Regions from separate parts of the Homo sapiens genome. Here region 2 is linked to region 1. Evidence: chromatin contacts called from ENCODE Hi-C or POLR2A ChIA-PET data. All regions are on one chromosome and are shown on one strand. The core of a region is the stretch at or near the end of the contact, and the rest is flanking DNA. Distances in the headings are between cores, read along the strand shown.

Region 1 (7,277 bases), core at 2,688-5,187:
ATATTCCAGTGGTCTCAGTTCTTTCTGCTCTTGAATTTCTATCACTGGGACAGATGCTCCAATTGGAATAAAACCCACACTTTGTCCCTTACTGTTGGTCTTGGCAGATGAGACCCTGAGGACCTGCCCAAGCCATTAAAATCATTAATATGACCCAAAATAAATTAAAACAGGGACTTCAAGGATTGAGAGAAGGGGTGACCATCCCCTCTGTTTCTCCATTTAACAGCCCAATTTGACGTGTTCTTCAAATGGAAAAGAACAAATGACATCTCACAGTCGATGCTGAAACCTTAACCCAGGGGGCCATGGGGGCCCCAGCCCCTGCAGACTGAAAGGATGGAGCCCATTCAGTCTTTTGCTGGCCGATATTTTGCTATTTTTGCTTCCTTGCAGTGTTCCACAGTACCTAATTCAACAGGCTCTCAGCCTCTACTCCCATTCTATTTATTGTGGTAAAATATATAACAAAATTTACCGTTTTAACCTTTTTCTTTCTTTTTTTTTTTTTTTGAAACAGGGTCTCACTCTGTCACCCAGGCTGGAGTACAGTGGTGCCATTGCAGATCACTGCAGCCTCAACCTCCTGGGTTCAAGTGATCCTCCCACCTCAGCCTCCTGAGTAATTAGGATTACAGGCTTAAGCCACCATGCCCAGCCTACTTTAATCATTTTTTAATTTTAATTTTATTTATTTTTTTAAATTTTACTTTAAGTTCTGAGATTCATGTGCAGAACGTGCAGGTTTGTTACATAGGTATACACATGTCATAGTGGTTTGCCGCAGCTGTCAACCCGTCATCTAGGTTTTAAGCCCTGCATGCCTTAGGTATTTCTCCTAATGCTGCCCCTCCCGCAGCCCCCCATCCTCAGACAGGCCCCGGTGTGTGATACTCCCCTCCCTGTGTCCATGTGTTCTCATTGCTCAACTGCCACTTATAAGTGAGAACATGCAGTGTTTGGTTTTCTGTTCCTGTGTTAGTTTGCTGAAAATGATGGCTTCCAGCTTCATCCGTGTCCCTGCAAAAGACATGAGTTCATTATTTTTTATGGCTGCATAGTATTCCATGGTGTATATATGCCACATTTTCTTTATCCAGTCTATCACTGATGGGCATTTGGGTTGGTTCCAAGTCTTTGCTATTGTAAATAGTGCTGCAATAAACATATGTGTACAGGTGTCTTTACAGTAGAATGATTTATAATCCTTTGGGTATGTACCCAGTAATGGGATCACTGGGTCAAATGGTATTTCTGGTTCTAGATCCTTGAGGAATCGCCACAATGTCTTCCACAATGGCTGAACTAATTTACACTCCCACCAACAGTGTAAAAGCGTTCCTATTTCTCCACAGCCTTGCCAGCATCTGTTGTTTTCTGACTTTTTAATAATCGCCATTCTAACTGGTGTGAGATGGTATCTCATTGTGGTTTTGATTTGCATGTCTCTAATGACCAGTGATGATGAGCGTTTCTTCATATGTTTGTTGGCTACATAAATATCTTCTTTTGAGAAGTGTCTGTTCATATCCTTTGCCCACTTTTTGATGGGGTTGTTTTTTTCTTGTAAATTTGTTTAAGTTCCTTGTAGATTCTGGATATTAGACCTTTGTCAGATGGGTAGCTTGCAAAAGTTTTCTCCCATTCTGTAGGTTGCCTGTTCACTCTGATGATAGTTTCATTTGCTGTGCAGAAGCTCTTTAGTTTGATTAGATTCCATGCGTCAATTTTGGCTTTTGTTGCCATTGCTTTTGGTGTTTTAGTCATGAAGTCTTTGCCCATGCTTATGTTCTGAATGGTATTGCCTAGGTTTTCTTCTAGGGTTTTTACGGTTTTTGGGTTTTACATTTAAGTCTTTAATCTATTTTGAGTTAATTTTTGTATAAGGTATAAGGAAGGGGTCCAGTTTCTGTTTTCTGCTTGTGGCTAGCCGGTTTTCCCAGCACCATTATTAAACAGGGAATCCTTTTTCCATTTCTTGTTTTTGTCAGGTTTGTCAAAGATCAGATGGTTGTAGATATGTGGTGTTATTTCTGAGGTCCCTGTTCTGTTCCATTGGTCTATATATCTGTTTAAAAATATGGAACACTTTGGCTGGGTGCGGTGGCTCACACCTGTAATCCCAGCACTTTGGGAGGCCGAGGCGGGTGGATCATGAGGTCAGGAGATCAAGACCATGGTGAAACCCCGTCTCTACTAAAAATACAAAAAATTAGCCGGGCGTGGTGGCGGGCGCCTGTAGTCCCAGCTACTCGGGAGGCTGAGGCAGGAGAATGGCATGACCCTCGGAGGCAGAGCTTGCAGTGAGCCGAGATTGTGCTACTGCACTCCAGCCTGGGTGACAGAGCGAGACTCCGTCTCAAAATAAATAAATAAATAAATAATAAAAAATAAAAATAAAAATATGGAACGCTTCACACATTTGCGTGTCACCCTTGGGCAGAGGCCATGAGAAACTTCTATCGTTCTGATTTTAGTATATGTGCTGCCGAAGCGAGCACTATTTTAATCATTTTTAAGTGCACGGTTTAGTGACATTAAGTACATTCACTGCCATCTATTTCTAGAATCTTTTCATCACCCGAAACTGAAACTCTGCATTCCTATTAAACACTAATTCCCATACCTCCCAGCCCGTGGTAACCACGGTTCCACCTTCTGTTTCTACAGAATTTTTTTTCTTTTTTTTTTTTTTTTTTGAGATGGAGTCTTGCTCTGTCGCCCAGGCTGGAGTGCAGTGGCGTGATCTCGGCTCACTGCAACCTCTGCCTCCCGGGTTCAAACGATTCTCCTGCCTCAGCCTCCCAAGTAGCTGGGACTACAGGCACACATCACCATGCCCTGCTAATTTTTTTGTTTTGTTTTGTTTTTGTTCATTTGTTTTCTTTGAGGCAAAGTTTTGCTCGTCACCCAGGCTGGAGTGCAGTGCCGTGGCAGTGGCGCAATCTTGGTTCACCGCTACTCTGTCTCCCGGGTCCAAGTGATTCTCTTCCCTCAGCCTCCCAAGTAGCTAGGATTACAGGCACACACGACCACATACGGCTAATTTTTGTATTTTTGGTAAATTTTGTATTTTTGGTATTTTTGCCAGGCTGGTGTCAAACTCCTGACCTCAGGTGGTTCACTCACCTCCGCCTCCCAAAGTGCTGGGATTACAGGCGTGAGGCACCTCGCCCCGCCTGTCTCTACGAATTTGACTCCTCTAGATACTCCACATACATGGAACTGCACAGTATTTGTCGCTGACTTCTGGCTGTCCTCACCTGGCTATGCCTACTTTGGGGGATAATCTGGGCCTGGGACACCACATCCCCGTAGCAGGCCCCACCGGGCCGCACAAACAGAACTGCGCCGAAGTTCCCCCAGGCTGTTACCCCCACTTGTTTAGGCTCTTCAAAGATGCTACCGGCCGGGCGTGGTGGCTCATGCCTGTAATCCCAGCACTTCGGTGGGCCGAGGTGGTCAGATCACTTGAGGTCAGGAGATCGAGACCAGCCTGGCCAACATGGTGAAACCCCGTCTCTACTAAAAATACAAAAATTAGTCGGGCTTGGTGGTACGCGCTTGTAATCCCAGCTACTCTGTAGGCTAAGGCAGGAGAATCGCTTGAACCTGGGAGGCAGAGGTTGCAGTGAGCCAAGATTGCGCCACTGCACTCCAGCCTGGGCGATAAAGTGGATACTCTGTTTCAAAAGAAAAAAAAAAGGTGGCACCGGCCCGGTGCGGTGGCTCACACCTGTAATCTCAGCACTTTCGGAGGCTGAGATGGAAGGATGTCTTGGGCCCGGGGGATGGAGGCTGCAGTGAGCGGTTATTGAGTGACTGCGTCCAGCCTGGGCCTCAGAGTGAGGCCGTGCCTCAAAAAGAAGAAAAAAAAAAAAAAAAAAAGCAGCAGCTACCCATCCAGCCGCCAGATGGCAGCACGATTCCATGGCCCCCACTAGCCGCTGGCTGCCTGGTGCCGGATGCAGTCCGAAAGGCGGTTCTGAGCTCCAAGGGCCGGCGCCGCGCGTGCCTGCGGTCCCAGCTGCTCGGGAGGCCCAGGCAGGAGAATCGCGTGACCGGGAGTTCTGCGCTGCAGTGCGCTGTGCCGATCCAGGTCCTCACTGAAGCCGGCATCAGTATGGTGGCCTCTGCCACCAGGCCGCCTAGGGAGGGGCGAGGCAGCCCCAGTTGGAAACGGAGCGCGTCAGTAGTGGCATCGCGCCTGGGAATAGCCTCTGCGCTCCAGCCGGGTCGACCTGCCGAGACTCCGCCTCTAAAACCAGCAAATACCGGGAGGCTGAGGGACGAGGACCGCTGGAGCCCGGGAGGCGGAGGTTGCAGTGAGTAGCTGGGATTACAGGCAGGCGCCACCACGCCCGGGTAATTTTTGTGTTATTAGTAGAGACGGGGTTCCACCATGTTGACCAGGCAGGTCTTGAACTCCTGACCTCAAGTGATCCACCCTCCTTGGCCTCCCAAAGTGCTGGGATTACAGGCGTGAGCCATTGCGCCTGGCCAAATAAGTAATTTAAGCAATTTTTTTTGTTTCAGAAAAAAAATTAACTCATAAAGGAGCCCCCCCGACACACACACACACACACACACACACACACACACACACACACACACGGGAAGCAGCAGTGTAATTGGAATGCCCACTGCTGAGGCTCTCGAATGAGTGTCATGTGTGCACATTTTGCCCCTCACAATGCACGTCAGACTATTAATAGGAAGCAGCCGCTGGAATACCTCTGGTGGGGTGTGTGCAGCAGGCAGCTTTGGAATTACGGTATCCCCAATGTGACAGCAGGACAATGGCTTCTTCACTGGCACTGTCCAACCACAGTGCTGTGGTTATGTCTCGAGGTCCATTATTGGGCGAAGGTCACTGCAGACTCAGGGAGGCCCAGGAGCTCACCCCAACCAGCTTCTTTACCAGGTGAGTGACCTCAGCCCTGCAGCTGGACTCATGGAGACAATGACCTCACCCGAAGATAGATGACCCCTGTCCACCGTCCACACAACAACTGAACTGGCCCCAGGTTGACTCCTCTACACCCTGCTTCCTACTGTACCCCTGTCAAAGGCCTTCCTCCCACCCTTCCCACTCCTCTTCCTCCCTGGCAGCCCAACCACCACAAATTCACTAACTTGTTTTCAACTCTTACAGGCTGCCCTCCTAACCCTAGCCCTGACCTCTGCCCTCCTAACCCCAGCCCTGACCCCACCGCCCTCTCAGGAGGCTTTACCAATCCTCTGCATGTTAGCCCCACCCAAGGAACAGGCCTATTTTCAAGCATACTAACTGTTGGGTGTGTCGCTTACCTATGCATATGACAGCCAATCCAACCTACCTAAATGACAGCACAGCTCCATCCATGGATGTGGCTGATCACATCTCCAAACCATCTTCCCACTGGGGACAAATTCTTGGATTTTTTAGAGACAGGTTCTCACTCTGTCACCCAGGCTGGAGTACAGTGGTGAGCCTCAGACTCCTGGGCTCAAGGGATCCTCCCACCTCAACCTCTGGAGTAGCTGGGACTACAGGTGCACACCACCACCGTGCCTGGCTAAATTTTTAATTTTTTTTTTTTTTTTTTTTTTTTTAGAGATGGGGGTTGCTATGTTTTCCAGGCTGGTTTTGAACTCCTATCCTCAAGTGATCCTCCCACCTCAGCCTCCCAAAGCACTGGGATTATAGATGTGAGCCACCAATCTTAGCCCAAATTTTTAACTAAACTCAATTAAACAAATGAACAAACAGAAAAGACTCTCAAACCACACACTGTCGTCTCTCACCCAACAGAGACAAGACGTCTATAAACCACCAATCTGTTTAAAGAGACCACCAAATGTTCAGACCATGAAACTGAAAGAATCAAAATAAAGTTGTCACTATGCCACCAACGGACAAAAGCCAGGAGCACACAACCAGGGGTCATACTCACTGAAGGTCCCCCACCCTGATGGCCAGTCAGGGGCGGCTTGCGGGTCTCAGAGAGGGCTCACCACCTGCTTGCAGTCATTGGGGATGGGAAGGTAAGTCCAACCCATGCCAGGTCAAGGCACAAAGACTGTGGGGGGAATGCACCAGACACATAAAGAGATGACTTTATTCAGGCTACTGCTATGGGAAGAAAACTCACTAATGAGGAAGGAGGGGCCTGGTAAATAAGAGACTCATGTGGAAGGCTGGAGGCGGGGTCTTAGAATGGACAAGGGCAAAGTGCTCCTTCTGGTCTCACTATTTCTCAGAACGCAAAGGAAGAGGCAATTTCTCAGTGAGCACCATTTCCCTGGAACCCAGGGCTGAGATGAATTTCAGTACTGCCAGCGGCCTCCGCGTTCTCCTGTGTGTGTAGGAGTTTGTGTGTTCCAGTGTGCGTGTTCCCACTGTGTCTTGGTGTTTCTGTGTGCCTGGTGGCATGTCTGTGTGTGTATCTGCAGGGTGAAAGACCACAGATACTATCCGAATTCCCGTGCTCAAGTGCGCCTCCTGCCTTGGCTTTCCTGAGTGTGGGGATGACAGGCGTGAGCCACCACGCTGGGCCTCATGATCTGTTTCTAGTGCAGTGAGTGCATCTTAGGGTGGGTGCCCGCCTCCATGCTTAGTAGGGCATGGATGCTGTGTATGCCATCTGTCGGTAGGATGGTTACACTTCTGTGTGTTGGCTGATGTGTGTGTCTCAGTATTTAGTCGGCTCTGGTGGCACATGTGTGTGTTGCAGGTTGTATAAGTTGCTGTTTCTCTGTGTCTGGTGGAAGGTGTCTATGGTTGCAGAGTGAGGGTCTCTTGGTGTTTCTGTGTGTCAGAGGGTGTGTGTGTGTGTGTGTGTGTGTGTTTTGCAGGATGAGGTGTGTTCTGTGAGTGTGATGTGGGGGGTGCAGGGTGCATATCTGTGTCTACATTTCTTTTTTTTCTTCTTCTTCTTTTTTTTGAGACAGAGTCTCGCTCTGTCGCCCAGGCTGGAGCGCAGTGATGCGATCTCCACTCACTGCAAACACTGCCTCCCAGGTTTAAGCAATTCTCCCAGCTCAGCCTCCCAAGTAGCTGAGATTACAGGCGCATGCCACCACGCCCGGCTAATTTTTTGTATTTTTAGTAGAGATGCGGTCTCACCATGTTGGCCAGGCTGGTCTTAAACTCCTGATCTCAAGTGATCTGCCTGCCTCGGCCTCCCAAAGTGCTGGGATTAACAGGCGTGAGTCACTGCACCCAGCCTGTCTGCATTTCTGTCTGGTGGTGAGCTATGTGCTGCAGGTAGTGTGTTTAATGTGTTTCTCTCATG
Region 2 (7,277 bases), core at 1,431-3,930, 46 kb after region 1:
TTTAAATAAATTAAATGTACTGACCGGGCACGGTGGGTGGCTCATGCCTGTAATCCCAGCACTTTGGGAGGCTGAGGCAGGCGGATCACCTGAAGTCAGGAGTTCAAGACCAACTTGGTCAACATGGTGAAACTCCATCTCTACTAAAAATACAAAAAAATGGCCGGGCGTGGTGGCTCACACCTGTAATCCCAGCACTTTGGGAGGCCCAGGTGGGCAGATCACCTGAGGTCAGGAGTTCAAGACCAGCTTGGCCAACATGGTGAAACCCTATCTCTACTAAAAATACAAAATTAGCCAGGCATGGTGGCGTACACCGGTAATCTCAGCCACTCGGGAGGCTGAGGCAGGAGAATTGCTTGAACCTCAGAGGCGGAGGTTGTGGTGAGCCAAGATTGCACCATTGCACTCCAGCCTGGGCAGAAAACAGCGAGACTCCATCTCAAAACAAAAAAACAAAAAAACAAAAAAATTAGCTGGGCGTGGTGGTCGGCGCCTGTAATCCCAGCTATTCAGGAGGCTGAGGCAGGAGAATGGCTTGAACCCGGGAGGCAGAGGTTGCAGTGAGCCGAGATCGTGCCACTGCACTCCAGCCTGGGCGACAGAACGAGACTCTGTCTCAAAAAAAAAAAAAAAAAAATTAAATTTACTTTAAAATATTAGCAGCCATGAAATGCCGAAGGAAAAATTACATTATTATTTAAAAAATTTTTTTTAGAGACAGGGTCTCACTCTGTTGCCCAGGCTACAGTACAGGGGCATGATCATAGTTCACCGAAGTCTAAAACTCCTGGACTCAAGCGATCCTCCTGCCTCAGCCTTCCAAGTAGCCAGGGCTGCAAGCACGTACCATCAGGCCCAGCTAATTTTTTTTTTTTTTTTTTGGTAGAGACGAGGTCTCGCTTTGTTGCCCAGGCTGATCTTGAACTCCTGGGCTCAAAAGATCCTGCTGCCTCAGCATCCCAAAGTGCTGGGATTATTGACATGATCTGCACATAGCCTAAATTATTATTTTAAGTAGGGTCAGGGCACATAGCAACATGTAACCAGCTACTACTAGGTATACCATGTAGTTGGTGTTCAGTAATCCACAGGGCTATGGCTATGGGAAAGGTACAAGGAATGATGCAGATAATATAGATGCAAAGAAAGAAGGAATGAAAGAGAAAAAGTAGTATATTGGAGACAAACACCATTTGCTCCAAGAGAGGAAAGGTTTTTAAATATGCGGTTTCTGCACCAATGCTTTAAGATATAACCTGGTAAGTAATAACTCCTCAAAATGCAAAGCCTAATTTACTGCAAAATCTTGTTTCCTTATATTCTAAAAGCCTATAGCTTTTAGAATTCACCAGTTCTAAGGCTGATGAAATGAGAAAGCAGAGAAAGAACCAAATCTTAGAATATTCAAATTAAGGATTCATCTGGAAGTTTTGAGTCCACTGGAAGGTTAATGATGCCTTCATTCTGGAGAGATGATACATCCCTGGGTTAACCAGTAGGGCTGTGGTCCTTCCTGCCACCTCCACTCTGTGGATACCTACTCTCTCAAGGCAGGTCTTGCCGACCCCACTTGCCATTGTGATCCTACTCTCAGACAGGAGTTTGGGACTGGTTATTGGTTACAGGGTCTAATATTAGCATTACCCAGAGTTCAGCTTTGGTCTCACACCCCTTCACAAGGGGAAATTCAGACTCCTACTTTAAGTGAAAGTGAGATCAATGGCCCATAGCAGGTGGACAGAGGACAGGGGCAGGCAGAATCCCAAGCTGTCACCCCCCTAGGGACAGCTCTGTGGAAACATCCAGCATTACTGCCAAGCACACAGCTGTCTCTACCTTCTGCTAAGGGCCAGAAGCCAAAACACTCTGGAGAGATTGGCTTTGCAGGTCTGTAGGTTACTCTCAGCAGGGTGGTCTGGCCTTGGCCCCCCAACTGGGAAACCGAGCCCCCTAAAAAAGAAGGTTTAAGGTTTGGCCAAAGGGAAGTCTAAACCTAGTGTGGCCACACCCACTGGGGGCACAACTTTGTTTAGAGAGGAAATGAAGGTAGCTGTTTCCTTTTTTCTGAAACCTGCCCTTCCTCATATTTAACCACAATGTGTTATTGCCAACCTCTGAGTCTCATCAGCTTAACAAAGGAGATCACTTCCTGGGGCCAGCAGTAGAGAGGTCGCTGAGAAATGGCCTTCTCCTCCTTGGCCAGGATCACTATGCTTGATTCCAAGTGGCATGGCCAGGCCAGGCCCTACCCCACCCTGACCCCAGAAAATAGAAACATGAACATGAACTCAGTCAGCATCTAGCTCATGGCTGCTGGAAATAGTTGGCAATCTCTCTCTCTCCAACACAGCTCCATCTTTCAGCATGAAGGGTAGGGAGATTTCTCACATGCACCAAGGTAAGGTGGAGGGGTCCCTGGAAATCTAATGGTAGCTGAGTCTTGTGGGCCTGAACCACTGTCCCTTGCTCTGCCCAGAAATGGATTTGTGAGATCACAGCCTAAGTGACTGATGGAGCCAGGCGCATCCTACGGACCACAGCAGTCCACAAAACTCTCTCTTGGGAAAACTGCCTCTTCCCAGGGGAAATTGTGCCAAGTGCGTGGCAGACTGCAGGGCAGAGCGGAAATGTAGCATGAGGCTCGGTGATGCTTGTTGGCCTTTACCACGCCCCTGGGCTGAAGACCGCATGCTGCTCAGGCACAGCAGCAGGAAGCCTGTTCCACCATTAGCAAGCAGGTAAGAGAGAAGAGCAAAGCTGACTGGTGAAGGGAAACTGAAACAACATGCATCAAAGCTCAGAGAGAGCATGATGGAGGGCGAGGCTGCTCAGCTGGCACTGCTCCTAGGTCCTCTCCATCCCAGTCCGACTGCCTTTCCTGCTGTGGGCTCCTCTCCCCTCCCGTCTCCTCCTGCACAATGCACTCGCAACCTAGCCTACCCCAAAGAGGCTGAGCAAGGGTCCAGGGTAAGTGGGTTTCTGAGGAGTAGGGGACATGCAGGAAAGAAGGCGATCCACATGTCCCCTTCTCTTATCTCACTGCTGTCCACCTTCTCTGAATTCACCTAGACTTCATTCCACAATGGCAAGTGATGCTCATGTGAAAGGCTGGGGGGAACCTGACCAGCTCTCTCAGCCCATGACTTCCACACCCTCTCATCACCTGAAGACAAAGGGACCAGCTAGCACCCTGTCCTACCTCCAGCATCGGGACTCTGCTCGAAATCCTTGGACATTGTTGTCCCCTCCAATCAAGTATACGAAGTTGTTGAGCACCGCGATGCCCTGGTTGGACATGCGGGGGGCCAGGGAGGCAGTGAAGTGCTTCCACTCTCCCAGTAAGGGGTTTAGATACTTGGCCTGGTCGCTGAGGACAGTGGACGGCGTGGAGTGAATGCCCCCGAAGCCCACAACGCACTGGAAGTCCGACCGCAGCTCCGTTTGCGGGCTCTGCAGGCTGGGCTGTAGGCTCTCGTTCCGGTGGTACATGAGGGCGCTGGCCACTGTGTCCCTCAAAGGGCTGGGGTCCAGCTTGTCATGCAGCCGCTGCAGGACCTCAGCTTCCATCAGCGGAAACCGCACTGTCTCAAGGAGCTTTGGGGGCTCGTGCAGCGAGATCTGGTCAGCCTGCACCTGCTCCAGGCTATAATGGTAGAGAAGGGCCCCCTCATATACCTCGGTCTCGCAGGAGACCTCCAGGCGATTGCTGCTGAGGAGGGAGTAGACCTTCTCCAATGGAAGCTGGCGGTACTTGTCAGTCCGAGAGAAGGCCACAAAGTTTTTGAGGATATAGGTGTCCAGTTGCTCAGTCAGGCGGCTCAAGTCAAACAGCTCTGCCAGCCGGTAGACATCGAGAATGTTCTCTTCGTCCACCCAGGACATGAGGAAATCACAGCAGAAATGGATAATTTCTGGGATCTGCAGAGAGAATGACACCCATTCAAGCCTGGGCTGGTGAACAGCATCTGGGGGTGGGAGAGAGAATGATGGCAGAAATACGGGCTGTTGTGGGCCAGGCAAAGCAGAAGGGAAGTCCTCCTTAATTGTCCCCGACCTTTTCTGACACACTGGAGACTGGGGCTTACTGCAGACTAGGTTTAAGTCCTGGTTTGGAAACATACTGGGTGACAGGATATACAGCATGTTTTTTTTTGGTTTTGTTTTGCTTTTCTTTGAGACAAAGTTTCGCTCTTGTTGCCCAGAATGGAGTGCAGTGGCAGAATCTCGGCTCACTAACACCTCCCCCTCCCGGGTTGAAATGATTCTCCTGCCTCAGCCTCCCGTACAGAATGTTTTTAACCTCTCTAAGCCTCAGTCTCCTCATCTATAAAACGGGGATCATTAAAGTGAAGAGGAACATGATGAAAATGAGAGAGCACATAGGAGTGGACCCTTGATATATGTCAGTTCCCTCTTAGATCAAAAGTACTGGCTCGGCCGGGTGCGGTGGCTCATGCCTATAATCCCAGCACTTTGGGAGGACAAGGTGGGTGTATCACGAGGTCAGGAGTTTGAGACCAGCCTGACCAACATGGTGAAACACCGTCTCTACTAGAAATACAAAAATTAGCTGGGCGTGGTGGCGCGCGCCTGTAATCCCAGCTACTCAGGAGGCTGAGGCAGGAGAATCGCTGGAACCCAGGAGGCGGAGGTTGCAGTGAGCCGAGATCGCGCCATTGCACTCCAACCTGGGTGACAGAGCGAGACTCCGTCTAAAAAAAAAAAAAAAAAAAAAAAAAGAAGTACTGGCTCTCCAGAAAAGCAGGAAGCAGCACAAATGGTCACTGTGTCATATATCTGTGGTTTGGAAAGGACCTAAGACCATCCCCATCCCTACCCTAGGATTCTCTGGAAGAGCCTGCCTCTCCAAAAGCGCTGGGACCAGAAACAAACCTGGCTTTTTCCCCCGCCAGAACATCCACCCTGGTTCCCTAGAAGTGCTCAGAGCCTCTCAGACACCTAACCAATACCCACCCAGGAACCTGATTTAGAATTATTTTTCTTTTTTCTTTTTAAAATTTGAGACAGGGTCTTGCTCTGTTGCCCAGGCTGCAGTGCCATGGCAAGATCATAGCTCACCGAAGTCTCAAGCTTCTGGGCTCAAGTGATCCCTGACTCAGGGTTCTTGAGGTTCCCAGCTGGGTCAAGACCCACTTGACTCCAGTAAGTGCAGGGGCTCCCAGGTGGCCATATCAACCCTTCCCAGCCATGGGGAAGCACTAGTGGTTTGAAAGGACGGCAAGAGAGAGAATGACACTGGAGGGAGGTGGGAACAAGGCCACAACCAGCAGGCTGTTAAAGGCCACCCTGTGAACAGACAACCAAATCTTGGGAGAATAGGAGACAAAGGGAAGGGCCCTAGGGAAAACTGCCTGGGAGAACAAACCAGGTGTTGATAAATTATTTAGGAAAGCAGGATTTTAGAGTTTCAGTGGGGCCCCCCAGTGCCCACCTCCTTTCTTTCCATGTTCAGATTGAAAATGACGAGTACCTTGACCTCTCTGTGACCCAGACAGCTGCAGGTTCTCCCAGCAGGCTTGAACCCAAACCAGGCCCTTGAACATTCCCAGGCACTGATAAAGGCATCAAGGTTGTTACCCAAAACACTGAAGGAAAAACTGGTTCTGGCCCTGAGACAAATTCCTTAAACCCTCATAGAAACTCCATACACTAACCCACTCTGTGGGCAAGCCTGGGTAAAGCCTCTCTTTTCCCTTGTCTGTCTTGAGGACATGCTACATCACTCTATACATAAGTTCCCCTAATAAACGCTCTGGCCAGATCACCCTGGTGTTTGATGCTTCTTTCTTTGGAATCCCAAAACGGCTCCATTTCAGGATGCTGTGGGGTCCCCTCTTGTGGGAACCCCCTTGCTACCAACTCCAGCCATGTGTTCAATGCAATAAATCAGTTTCTCTAAAAATGGGAATACCTGGCTTATCCAGGATCATCAATAAATTAACCATTACACATGGAATAATTCTGCTGGTATTTATGTATTTATTTATTTATTATTTTGAGATGGGGTCTCACTCTGTTGCCCAGGCTGGAGTGCAGTGGCACGATCTCGGCTCACTGCAAGCTCCGCCTCCCGGGTTCACGCCATTCTCCCACCTCAGCCTCCCAAGTAGCTGGGACAACAGACGCCCGCCACCACGCCCGGCTAATTTTTTGTATTTTTAGTAGAGACGGGGTTTCATCGTGTTAGCCAGGATGGTCTCGATCTCCTGACCTCGTGATCTGCCCGCCTAGGCCTCCCAAAGTGCTGGGATTACAGGCGTGAGCCACGGCGCCCGGCCAAGGTATTTAAAGCTTATCAATAAACACTAACTATAACTTTTTTAAAATTCAAAAGACATCTAATATTGCTTGCAAGGTGACATGCTAAGAGCTGGATGAGACCTACCAAATGTCAGGCAGGTATGTGCCCTACATGAGGTATCCCCATGGTGCTTTGCTAGGCCCTGACCAGCTTCACTTGACCTTCTTTTTTCCCTTTTTGCCAGTCTTCTGCTTTGCCACTTCTTCCCAAACTACTAGGTTTTCCTAAAATTCTGGTTTGTCATGGGCCAGGGTCCTGAAGACCAAGTTTTGGGCAGAATGTGAGCACAAACAGCCCTGAAGAAGCCTGGGCAGCAGCAGCTCCTTGAGAGGACCCTGCTGACTCTCCTTTCAGTCCTATTTTTAGAGCAGTGGGCCTTCTGTTCAGTGAAATCTCACAGAGGAACCAGCCTGGGCTCAGGATGTGCAAAAGCCCCATACGAGGCTCACAGAAGGGACTGCATTTGCTTGGGGTAACCCAATAGGACAGTGTTACTGGGAATCAGACTCAGGCCTCTGGGGACACCGTGAAGAATCTGGTCCCAGGCCTACTGCAGGGCACAACACATGGGGGAAGCCTCCAAAAGTCACTAGCTATGTGAACATACATGATTCTACAGGCCTATGGACTTGACATGGTTATGCCAAGTAAAACCTGCTATAAAACAATATTGTGAAGAAGCCTGTTTTTTTTTGTTTGTTTGTTTTTTGTTTTGAGATAAGCTGGCATGTAGTGGTGTGGTGATCACAGCTTACTGAAGCCTCCACCTCCTGGGCTCAAGTGATTCTCCCACCTCAGCCTCCCGAGTAGCTGGAACTACAGGTGCATGCCACCATGCCCGGCTATTTTTAAAGTGCTTCTGTAGAGGTCTCGCTTTGTTGCCCAGGCTGATCTCAAACTCCTGGCCTCAAGCAATCCTCTCACCTTGGCCTCCAAAAGTGCTGGGATTACA

What was found. A loop is a pair of places that touch in the nucleus more often than their neighbours do. ChIA-PET counts read pairs that join two places held with the same protein, here RNA polymerase II (POLR2A). Pooled maps may share reads with other maps.
Region 2: a loop to region 1 is called in a map of gastrocnemius medialis, with 2.3 times the contacts of the local background. The contact joins two enhancer-like sites. A Hi-C loop is called at or near these places in 105 of 168 maps with a recorded cell type or tissue (A673, B cell, CD14-positive monocyte and 58 more), 37 of 37 single-sample maps with no recorded cell type and 48 of 50 pooled maps. POLR2A ChIA-PET finds 5 or more read pairs at or near these places in 29 of 52 experiments (AG04449, AG04450, B cell and 24 more).

Annotation. Positions count from the first base shown.
Region 1 is chr22:20,414,399-20,421,675 of GRCh38, forward strand. It overlaps the pseudogene RNU6-225P. Among named protein-coding and RNA genes, the nearest start is that of SCARF2, 20 kb to the right of the region's middle. RefSeq lists an enhancer at 6,373-7,277. Within about 2 kb of position 3,938, at least 6 of the 41 ENCODE cell types and tissues checked have a DNase peak (open chromatin) inside an H3K27ac peak, as active enhancers do.
Region 2 is chr22:20,461,656-20,468,932 of GRCh38, forward strand. KLHL22 (kelch like family member 22) reads right to left here. Exons shown (of 7, transcript NM_032775.4): 4 at 3,203-3,921. All of the region lies in intron 1 of LOC124905085 (a long non-coding RNA gene), which reads left to right. Among named protein-coding and RNA genes, the nearest start is that of SCARF2, 27 kb to the left of the region's middle. RefSeq lists an enhancer at 2,571-2,760. Within about 2 kb of position 2,681, at least 6 of the 41 ENCODE cell types and tissues checked have a DNase peak (open chromatin) inside an H3K27ac peak, as active enhancers do.